Linked DNA regions of Homo sapiens: region 2 is linked to region 1. A link is a contact called in ENCODE Hi-C data. All regions are on one chromosome and are shown on one strand. The core of a region is the stretch at or near the end of the contact, and the rest is flanking DNA. Distances in the headings are between cores, read along the strand shown. Region 1 holds the start of TAF4B (TATA-box binding protein associated factor 4b). Region 2 holds the start of RNF138 (ring finger protein 138).

Evidence for each region. A loop is a pair of places that touch in the nucleus more often than their neighbours do. Pooled maps may share reads with other maps.
Region 2: a loop to region 1 is called in a map of naive thymus-derived CD4-positive, alpha-beta T cell, with 10 times the contacts of the local background. The contact joins the promoter of RNF138 here to the promoter of TAF4B in region 1. A Hi-C loop is called at or near these places in 1 of 168 maps with a recorded cell type or tissue (naive thymus-derived CD4-positive, alpha-beta T cell) and 9 of 50 pooled maps.

The regions. Positions count from the first base shown.
Region 1 is chr18:26,223,096-26,228,448 of GRCh38, forward strand. It overlaps TAF4B (TATA-box binding protein associated factor 4b), which reads left to right and starts at 3,350. Exons shown (of 15, transcript NM_005640.3): 1 at 3,350-4,181. The coding sequence starts at 3,839. RefSeq lists enhancers at 2,980-3,049, 3,080-3,179 and a silencer at 3,830-3,989.
Region 2 is chr18:32,089,207-32,094,628 of GRCh38, forward strand. RNF138 (ring finger protein 138) reads left to right here and starts at 2,668. Exons shown (of 8, transcript NM_016271.5): 1 at 2,668-3,029; 2 at 3,494-3,680. The coding sequence starts at 3,571. It overlaps LOC124904278 (a long non-coding RNA gene), which reads right to left and starts at 2,739. Exons shown (of 2, transcript XR_007066327.1): 1 at 2,649-2,739; 2 at 2,069-2,296. LOC124904366 (small nucleolar RNA U13) reads left to right here and starts at 5,298; the gene lies at 5,298-5,400. It also overlaps a transcript of RNF125 not described here. RefSeq lists an enhancer at 2,367-2,416 and a silencer at 3,087-3,506.

The DNA of each region.
Region 1 (5,353 bases), core at 2,100-4,599:
TGTCACTAAGAATATATATTTTAAGAAAAAGCTTGTTTTAATTTTGGATTATGCAAATAAGACGCATTCACTGTAGGAAAATTAGAAAATGCAGAGAGACAAAAACTATCACTTGGAATGTCTCTAAATAGAAATATCTTCCATTAATAGTTTTGTGTGTAATCTAATTTTTTATGAGTATCTGTTTATTGGTTAATAATTGTTTTTTTCTTTTGAGATGGAGTCTTGCTCTGTCACCTAGGCTGGAGTGCAGTGGGACGATCTCAGCTCACTGCAACCTCTGTCTTTCAGGTTCAAGCGATTCTCCTACCTCAGCCTCCCAATTAGATGGGATTACAGGTGTGTACCACCAAGCCCAGCTAATTTTTGTATTTTTAATAGAGAGGGGGTTTCGCCATGTTGGTCAGGCTGGTCTCAAACTCCTGGCCTCAAGCAATCCTCCTGCTTGAGGCCTCTCAAAGTGCTAGGATTATAGGCAGGAACCACCACATCAGGCATTTGCATATTATAAACAATTATAAGAAAAATGGGTGGCTCACGCCTGTAATCCCAGCACTTTGGGAGTCTGAGACAGGAGGATCACTTGAGTCCAAGAGTTTGAAATCAGCCTTGGCAACATATTGCCGAAATTACTTTTGCACCAACCTAACAGTTAGACCGTTGTCTTTGCAAAACAAACAAACAAGCAAACAAACAAAATTAGCCAGGCATGGTGGTACAGCCTGTGGTCCCCAGCTACTTGGGAGGCTAAGGTGAAAGGATTTCTTGAGCCCAGGAGGTTGAAGCTGCAAGTGAGCCATGATGGCCTCACTGAACTACTCTGGGTGACAGAGACAGGGATACCCTGTTCTCCCTTGCACGACCTCACCCCCACCCAGCCCTGCCCTGCCGAAACACACACACACACACACACACACACACACACACACATACACCAGAGAGAGAGAGAGAGAGGGAAATGCATGAGGTTAACTTTATGAAAAAATATAGTTCCCCAACCAAGTCTCTTTGTAATTTGATGGTGGAGGTTAATTGCCTATCTAAACAAAGTGTGTGAATTGATGGTGGGGGTCTAGTGGAAATTTAGAAAGGGAGAGTTCTATAAACAAACTTTGATGCTTCCGTACCCAAGTATCTATTGAAACATACTATATGGAGGGAAAAAAATCGGGGATAATTTGGCCAGTTAGTGAAGAACATATCTAAGATTCAAATACACTACACCATTTTGCTTCACTGAAAATGTTGCATAGCTTCATTCAATTCATTACCTTAGCAAGTATTTATTAAATGCCTTTTATGCTCAAGGCATTTTGCCAAGGGCACTGTGGGATACATGATTAATCAGACGTTTTGGAGTAATGGAAAGAGATGTACTTTGGCATCATACTGATGAGTTTGAATTCCAGCTTCTTGGAAACATTACTCTTTTAACTGCAGTTTTTAAGTTTGTAAAATGAAGCAGTTAGAAAAAGGAAATGCATCTCTTGGTGACCAGCACACAGGAGGTGCTCAATAAATTGAGTTTTTCTCTCCCCAACTCCACTTTGAGGCATTTGCTAGAAGGTAAGTGATCAGGGAATTCACCATAGAAAGGGAGGGTGATTGGTTTAGGTCATGAGATGGATTTAGACTGGTCAAGAAGTGAGAGACAGTAAAGGTAGTAAGTGTGTGGACTTTACTAGATCTTGTGAGTAGATCTTATCTAAACGTGCCGGCACACGTTTACAGAGAGGGGGAAAAGCAGGAGCTGTAACCATCAGGTTGCCTGCTATTTTAGTCCACTCGGGCTTCTATAATGAAATATCATAAACTGGGTAGCTTATAAAAAGAGAAATTCATGTCCCATAATTCCAGAGGTTGGGAAGTTCAAGATCAAGGCAGATGTGGTATCTGATGAGAGTCTACTTTCTAGACAGCAGTCTTTTTACCATAACCTCACTTGCTGGAAGGGGTGAGGGATCTTTCTGAGGTTTCTTTTTTTAAAAAAATTATTTATTTAATGTATTTAACTAACAAATAATAATTGTATGTATTTATGAGGTATCATGTTACATTTGTATGTGTCGTGAAATAATTAAATCAAGTTAACATATTCATCACTTTAACATGATTTGTCCTGAATGGAATCCCATTCATGAGGGCTCCACCCTTATGATCTAATCACCTTTCAAAGGCCCAACCTTCTAATATTATCAACTCCAGCTTTAGCATTTTAACACTCAGTTGGGGGTATAATCCTAGCACTTTGGGAGGCCCAGGCGGGAGCTCAGGAATTGGAGACCAGCCTGGACAATATAACGAGATCCCGTTTTTGCTAGGCATAGTGCCGCTCCCCTGTGGTTCCAGCTACTCGGGAATCTGAGGTAGGAGGGTAGGATGATCACTTGAGCCCAGGAGGTGGAGGCTGCAATGAGCCAATGGTGCCACTGCACTCCAGCCTGGGTGACAGAGTTAGATCCTGTTTCCAAAACAAAACAAAACAAAACAAAACAAAACAAAACACCACAACATTCAGATCATAGCATCTGCCTACTTGTAAAATCGCCTTTCAGTGCAGTGTTGGTTCCTACAAACATACAATATAATGACTTTAGCTTGAAATTAAGGCATCTTCTCTGACTGCATTACAAACAGGCAAGTTTTTTCATATCGATTCACTCAACACCTTTTATTTATCCAGATAATATCTAGGATCACGCTTAATATCTAAGTGCTAGAATCTAATTATATAGATATCAAAAGGCATTAAGTTTTTCAGAAGACAGACATACAATTTTAATGTTTAGAGGTGATAGAGACACCTATAGCAGCACCAAAGAAGAAACGATTTTCCATTTAAGATTTTAGGCAGTTTAACTCTAAAATATGAAAATAGGCACATCTCACAGACTATAAAACTATACGCCATTTTAATTTTTACAATGTCAATTCTAACTGCGAATTTTAGCAACGCTTCAGTGTGAAGACAGCAGAGAAAAACACTGAAAATGCGTGATTGAATTCTTATTGAGTCACTCTTCTCGGAAATCAGTCCTCCCCATTTTCTCCTTAAAAAATAGAATCCTGGAGATAGTCTAGTGCTGGCTTTTCGAGGAACACACTACAGGGGACACAAGGAGAGGAACACGGATGCCGCAGTTTTCCAAGTGCAGCTTGCCCCTCCCACGTGATAGGTTTCTGGCATCGCCCCTCCTTGCTGGCGATTCTGGGGAAGATTTTAACGCTCCCTGGAGCCGTCCCCAGTGACGTCACGGGCGCGGCTCCGCTCCTTGGCCAATCACGCGGCCGGATCCCGGGGAAACCCGGGGCGGTGGCGGCGGCCTGGGCGCGTGCGCGAGGTCTCCGCGTGGCTATATAAACATGGCTGGCGTGGCCGCGCGGCGGGGCCGTGCCAATCGCGCGTAGGGGGCTGTGGGCACTCGGGGTTCGTAGTTTTGAAATTTCTGGCGGGGGAGCAGCTGCGCAGTTAGGCTCGAGGTGTGAGCGACGACCTTCCGGGAGCCGCAAGTCCAGGCTCCCCCGCAGCGGGACCCGAGCCTGAGGCGCAGGGCTGAGGCAGCGCACGTGTGAGCGCCGCTGAGGAAGCTGCGAGAGGTCGGGCGGGTGTCGCTCCGGGGGCAGCCCAGGCTCGCGCGGACGAGAGGAAGGTCCGGGACGCGCGTGTCCTGCCGTGCAGCGGGCGCCCGTCACTGACTTCGCTGCTGCGGCCCCCGCGCCTCTCCCCAGCGATGCTGTGGAACCCGAACCGCACCGGAGTCGGCTGCCGCGCGCCAAGCCTCCCCTCACCTCTGCTCCCGGAACCGCAGCGCCAAAGCTGCCGCTGAGCCCCTGGGGGATGCCCGCCGGCCTCACCGAACCCGCCGGCGCCGCTCCCCCGGCTGCTGTGAGCGCCTCGGGGACCGTGACCATGGCCCCGGCCGGGGCGCTGCCGGTGCGGGTGGAGAGCACTCCGGTGGCCCTGGGCGCCGTGACTAAGGCTCCTGTCAGCGTCTGCGTGGAGCCCACGGCGTCCCAGCCCCTGCGGTCCCCCGTGGGGACCCTGGTGACCAAAGTGGCTCCGGTCAGCGCCCCTCCTAAAGTCAGCAGCGGCCCTAGGCTGCCTGCTCCTCAGATAGTCGCCGTGAAAGCCCCCAACACCACGACAATCCAGTTTCCTGCTAATTTGCAGCTTCCTCCAGGTATGTTGATAACCCTTTCCAGCCTTGTCTGTCGGTCCAGCTGGCGGCGACGGGAAAATTCGCAGCTCCAGATTGCTCCTAAAAAAACTGAGCCACGGGAACATTTCATAATCTTGACTTTACAGTTAACATATTCTTTTTGTGTCATTACTACATAGTTTTTCTTTTCATATTTAAGGAAAGAATCTTTTCACCTAAGTGATACAGTAAAAAGCTACATCAGCGTATTCGGGGGGGCTTTCAGGCACTGGCTCTTAGGTGGAGGAGATAATATAGCCGAAGTTAATTTCCATGTGGAGGATGGACCGGTTTATACCGTGGATTTCCATACGCTTAGATTATGTAGAAGTGCGTTGTACTTATTTTATTAATTATGAATGAATGAATGAACGAATGAGGTATGGTTTCGCTCTGTCGCCCAGTCTGGAGTGCAGTGACACGATCATGGCTCACCGACGTCGAACTCCTGGGCCCAATCGATCCTCCCGCCTCGGCCTCCCAAAGTGCTGGGATTACAGGCGTGAGCCACCGCGTACGGCCTAACAGTGAAGTTCTTGTGTATTACAACTGAAAGAGATTTTTAAATTTAACCAAGTCAGAATCGGTTTACTGCTTTCTAGTACCAAGTACGAATAATGCTGTTCCTGCACAATCTTTAAATGTCTTATGATTCTAACTTTCAATTAGCAGAACCCCTGACTGGGAACACGTGCCACAGTTGACAAACAGATCAGTCATGCAATTGTTACAGTTGCAATTGAAGCCATGTGTCAACGCTACTGTTAATGAGTCTTTCACTACTTTCTATCCTAGGGCTTTTTACTCTATTGGGCTGTATTTCATGGTTTGTATAAAGGTTTTGCTTTGTGATAATTTACATATTGTAAATATGCTGAATGATTTTGGGGTGTTCAGCCTTTCTTTACTGAAAGTCTCTTGGAGTTTGCTTTCTGTTAATTTTGTTTAGCAGTAATTGGAACTCTGAACTGCAAAGATGGTAAAAAAGGGGAAGCATTGATTCAAAAGATTCTATATCCCCTAATAAAATGACAGGGACCCTTTTTGTATCTAATGTTGTAGTTAGTCATACACGTTGTGGATAGATTTCACTTTTTATGAAGTTCTGTTTCAGTTTTATATGGTATACAAGGTATGTAAAATTGTTAAGGCAC
Region 2 (5,422 bases), core at 1,418-3,917, 5.9 Mb after region 1:
CCAGGACACATTACATCTCAAGGAGCAGAGAAAATTAGTCTGGCTAAAGAAAATCCGGCAAAAATGCAAAAGAGAACTTGCAGATTTCAGGAGCCAGATTCCCCTATAGTGCCTTGAGTTCATGTCAGCTACCCATCATCCTCCCTTCCCTTCTCCCAAATGCCATTCTGAGGGAAGCCCACTGAGAGGGACTGACTGGTTTAACCCAAACTTAAAGGAACTGTTTAAATTATTGCAGCACAGTTTACCAAATCGGTCTACATCTAGGGTTTTCCCTTCTAATGACCAAAGGCTGAGGACATTTTATTTACGCAGCTGAATGTATTTTGAGTAAATCTATGACATTCTTATAAAAATATCAAGTAGCTTTTCACCAGAAATGTTGCCAAGAAAGAAGATTGTGTCATTGGTAATTGCAACTTATTTTTTTAAGCTTAACTTTCCAAGGGTATCTATATTTTTCTTATGTCCAAGTTTTTGCTGGATTTCCACATATTGCCAGCTATATGCTTACGTGTATACCGAATGACTTATTAGAATATATGGGGGAGTGATACAAATATGTTTGGATTAGACATAAGTAAAGCTGCCGTTGCAGAGAAAGAATGAAGCAAATAAAATTAGGGTCACAAAATTAATGTTATGGTTAGATATTCCCAATGAATAATGGGAAACACTATTATACAGAAAATACACCTTACTTCCTAAATGGTCAGAATGAATGAAATGAGTGGAATTATCAAAAAAGTAAAATGTAGGCCAGGCACAGTGGCTCAGGCCTGTAATTCCAGCACTTTGGGAGGCCAAGGTGGGCGGATCGCTGGAGGCCAGGAGTTCGAGACTAGCCTGGCCAACATGGCAAAACCCTGTCTCTACTAAAAATGCAAAAATTAGTTTGGCATGGTGGTGCATGCCTGTAATCTCAGCTACTTGGGAGGCTGAGGCAGGAGAGTTGCTTCAACCTGGAAGGCGCAGGTTGAAGTGAGCTGAGATCATTCCACTGCACCCCAGCCTGGGTGACAGAGTGAGATTCTGTCTCAAAAGAAAAAAGAAAAAAAGTGAGTTTTCTTCTCTGGGCTGTTAAAAATTTGAACTCAAAGAACCATTTTATAAGTGAATGTGAAAAGCACCTGAACTACTGCTATTAGCTGCCCCTCTCGTCACGTGCTCTTCCTCCTTCCAGGAAATCTGAAGCTAGTATTAGCTTTCTTGTCTTGCTTCCACTGCGCTTGCTGCTAAGGAGGAAAAGCAACAAAAATACAAAATATAGTTTGGTAGAGGGAATTAGCTATTCATTGGACAAATTATTATTATTCTAGGAATCAATGCTTTTGAGATGTACATTAAAACCCATTTCCTCCATAAAGTTTTCTGTTAACTCTATATATTTCTAATCATTCCATTTCCTATCCTCATTATAGCCATCGTTTAATGCAAAATTTAATACTTTGGCAAATACCATTTTTTCTCTCTCATTCTGATAGATATGTAATAATGTAAACAGGTTGAGAGCAAAGTTCATGACATCTGCATAACACCTAACAATGCCAATGTCAACATAGACAATAAATGGCAGAATTGATTTAAATAGTCCCTTAAATGGCTTCTGTTTATTCATTTAGACCATGGGGGAGGGTTTTAACAAAGGATGGTAATAAAACCTTTCTTTTCTCTGAAGCTAATTGTAGATGCTGTATAATGTTCCAGATTTTCCTTAGCTTCTTTCACGTCATTGTGGATCCCATCTTATCGATTTATCCTTTTTTTGTTCTTCTTTTTTTTTGAGAGTCTCACTCTGTCGCCAGGGCTGGAGTGCAGCGGCGCGATCGCGGCTCACTGCAACCTCTGCCTCCCGGGTACAAGCGATTCTCGTGCCTCAGCCTCCCGAGTACCTGGGATTACAGGCTCCCACCACCATGTCCGGTTAATTTTTGTATTTTTAGTAGAGATGGGATTTCATCACGTTGGCCAGGCTGGTCTTGAACTCCTGACCTCAAGTGATCCAACCGCCTTCGCTTACCAAAGGGCTGGGATTACAGGTGTGAGCCACCGCGCCCGGCCTTTTTTCTTTCTTTTTTTTTTTTTTTTTTGAGACGGAATCTCACTCTGTTACGCAGGTTGGACCATCTTATAGATTATCAATTGTACAGATAATTGCACTCCGGCCTGGGAGACAGAGTGAGTACCTGTCTCAAAAAATAAAATAAAATAAAATAAAATTAAAAAAAACACTTAAATTAGTGAATAACCTTGGTGAAAAGCCACGTCCATGCTTCTACGGCATTTCTCTTCAAAGCTAAAAAAAAAAAGAAAAAATCAAAAATCAACCCAAAGGTGTAGTAGAAGACTGCATCTGCGACCGTATTTAAGCATCGGTCATGCTGTTAAAGGAGAAAGTGGACATCCTCTCAAGGAAACTTTAATCCTGCCCCCAAAGGATTAAAATCCCGTAACAAATATTTGTTTATAACACATCTTGACAAGATCAAAACATTCTGGTAGGGCAAATAGTAAAGACTAAATCTTGAACATTGACGAAAACTTCCTGAAAGGCCCAATGTATTTGACAGGAGAGGTAACTGGGGTCCCGGGCCTAGCGAGGCGGGGCGGGGAGGCGCAGGTGTCACCGCGGGCGCCCAGCTGCTTACGTCACAACCCGCGGAAGGCGCCGTGCGCCGGTTGCTATACAGGCCGCACTTCACACCCCGTGCCTCCCCGCCTCTCCTGGCTCCTCCGCCCAGATCCCCGGCGCTCCCGCGTTCGGTGACGGCCGGGTAGGCTGTAGGCAGCGCAATGCCAAGACAGAGCTGCTGGCGGCGGCGGGCGAATCTCCCTGCACCATGAGCCTCGGCTCCGGCCCCGTTAGGGGCCGATAAGCACAGCGCACGCCGCCCTCCATTTGCCCCGGGGCCTCGGCTGCGAAGATAGCGGCGGCCGGACAGGAAGCTCGAGGAAAGCGCTGGGCCGGGTCTCTACGAACACGTGAAGGAAAAGCAGCTCCGTCCACAACGCCGCTTCGGGGCTCCTAGGTGAGAGTCTCCCCGGCGGAAGCGTGGAGGGGCCGGGGTGCCGGGAAGCGGGGCGGGGAGGAAGCCGCGGACACGGGCTGGGCACTCGGGGCTCGGGGTCGGGGTGAGTAGAGGCGGAAAAGCAGTGAAAAGGGAGGCCTTGGGCGAAGACGGGGGCTGAGGGCGGGGCGCGAGCCCGCGCCTGGAGCCCGGTGAGGGCGTGGCCTAGAGCGTGAGGCCGCGTCCTGGGGCGGGGTGAGGGGCGAGCGGGGCGGGCCCACGGCATGCTGCGAGCCCAGCCTCCCGCCAAGCACCGTCCCCCATCCAGCCCCCTGTGGGAGGAGCCGTGGGAGGGGTCGCCTCTTGCCCGGCGCGTGCGGCAGTAGCGTCTCTGCGTTCGGCCCCGCCCTACCCAGGGCCCCGCCCCCTTCCTGGCGCGCGCTGTATCCTGATGCGATCCCCCTCCCCCCTCCGGGTTCATGTAGGGAGTCGGGCCCCGGGCCGCCACCGTCACCTCGGCCGCTGCCGCTGTCGCCATCGCCTTGTTTCCCCATCCCCCGCCATGGCCGAGGACCTCTCTGCGGCCACGTCCTACACCGAAGATGATTTCTACTGCCCCGTCTGTCAGGAGGTGCTCAAAACGCCCGTGCGGACCACGGCCTGTCAGCACGTGTGAGTAGACGCCCCCTCCCCCTCGCGGAGCCGGGTTGTCGCTTAGGCCCGGCCTCCGGCCCGGGACCCCGGGCTGCCGCCTGGCGGGAACCGAGCCCGCCGCGGCCTGCCCGAGCGTCGCTGCCCCGCGAGGTCCCGTTCCCCGCCCCTCAGAGTCCCGGGGCGGCCTTTTCCTCAGCCTCGGGGCCCGCTCCCCGCGTCCAGCCCCCTCAGCCCAAGCTCCCGCTCTCCCGCTCTCCCGCTCTCCCGCTCTCCCGCTCTCCCTGGCTTTCGCGCCCCCGGGGCAGTGGCCAGGCCGTTCCCTGCGGCGTCTTCAGGCCCCGGAGGCCCCTGTCGTCTCCGCCAGGCCCGGGAGGAATTGCAGGGATCTTGGAGCCTTTTTGTTTCTTAGCAACCCGGGTGAAGGCTGGGGTGTCGAGTGTCAAAAGCGGCCGGCGGTGCTCGCGCGGGCCCGCTCGCCCCGCGACCTGCCCTGCTTTCAAGTTTCCTCTTTCAGAACCTTGGTCCGTCCCCTCGGTCCAAGAGCTCTTCTGTAACTTCCCCTCAACCCTGCTTCACAGAACACCCTCGAGAGCGTTTTGTTTCGTTTCCAGTCCACTATGTGTTAGAGGGATCTAGAATGAGTTTTCTTCTCTGGTCTCTTAAAACTGACAGGATTTTCGGGCATTGAAATGAGCGTTCCCCTTTGTTTTACCTTTCTGCTTACTTATTACTTGATTAATACAAGGGTGGAGAGGAGAAAGGAAGACTTCTGTTATGAGGAATGAGCCGAAATTGAGATGCTACCCAGGGTGGGGGAGAACACAAAGGGGTTGGGTGAGATAACGCATGCGTTTGATTGGCAGGCATATTTACAAGAACTTTGATAAAATTTTATGGACAGCTAGGGTGTGAGTAAGGGTTGGAAAGAGCCCTTGTTGAGAAGGTGTATAGCCCTTCTGACAGACCTGACTGATGATCAGAGTCCCCGGGGAACTTTTTAAGTAAACATACCAATTCCCAGGCTCCATTTCAAACTTAACAAAAGAATGTTCGGGCAGGTGGGGCCTGGAAATCTTTATTTATTTATTTATTGTATTTTTTTTTAGTAGAGACGGGGTTTCACCGTGTTAGCAAGGATGGTCTCGATCTCCTGACCTCGTGATCCTCCCGCCTCGGCCTCCCAAAGTGCTGGGATTAAAGGCGTGAGCCACCGCGCCCCGCCCGGAAATCTTTATTTTTAAAAAACACACTCAGGCTTGAAAGTTACGTGTGTTTGCAAACAACTGAAAAGAATTGACCAACCTTCTAAATGTATTTCATTCTCCTTCGACTTTTTTTTCTTTTTTTTTTGAGGTGAGGTTCTATAATTTTGTAAAGGATGGATTGAATTTTTGGTTCTTAATTGCAAATGCCCTTACTGTGGCTGTTTTCTTGATACCAACTCTTCTCATTTTTTCCCCAATCTTAACTGCACTGTCTACTTTATTTCTATTTTGTGCTGGTTGTGTGAGCCAAGAGTGTGTGGATTTTCATGATAGAAATTATGCCAGTTACGCTTTTGCTCTTTAAGGGAGATGAATGACATCTTGTTATTTTGTGCAACAAATGCAGATTCTTAGGGAAATGTTTTGAGGGATCCTTTTGCGGTTCATAGTGTGATGATTGAGTGTTCACAGGCATGTGTGAGATATGCCATCCTCAAACCTTGTTACAGGGTCAGCACATTACCCATCTGACATGAAAAAAAAAACGTTTGGAGG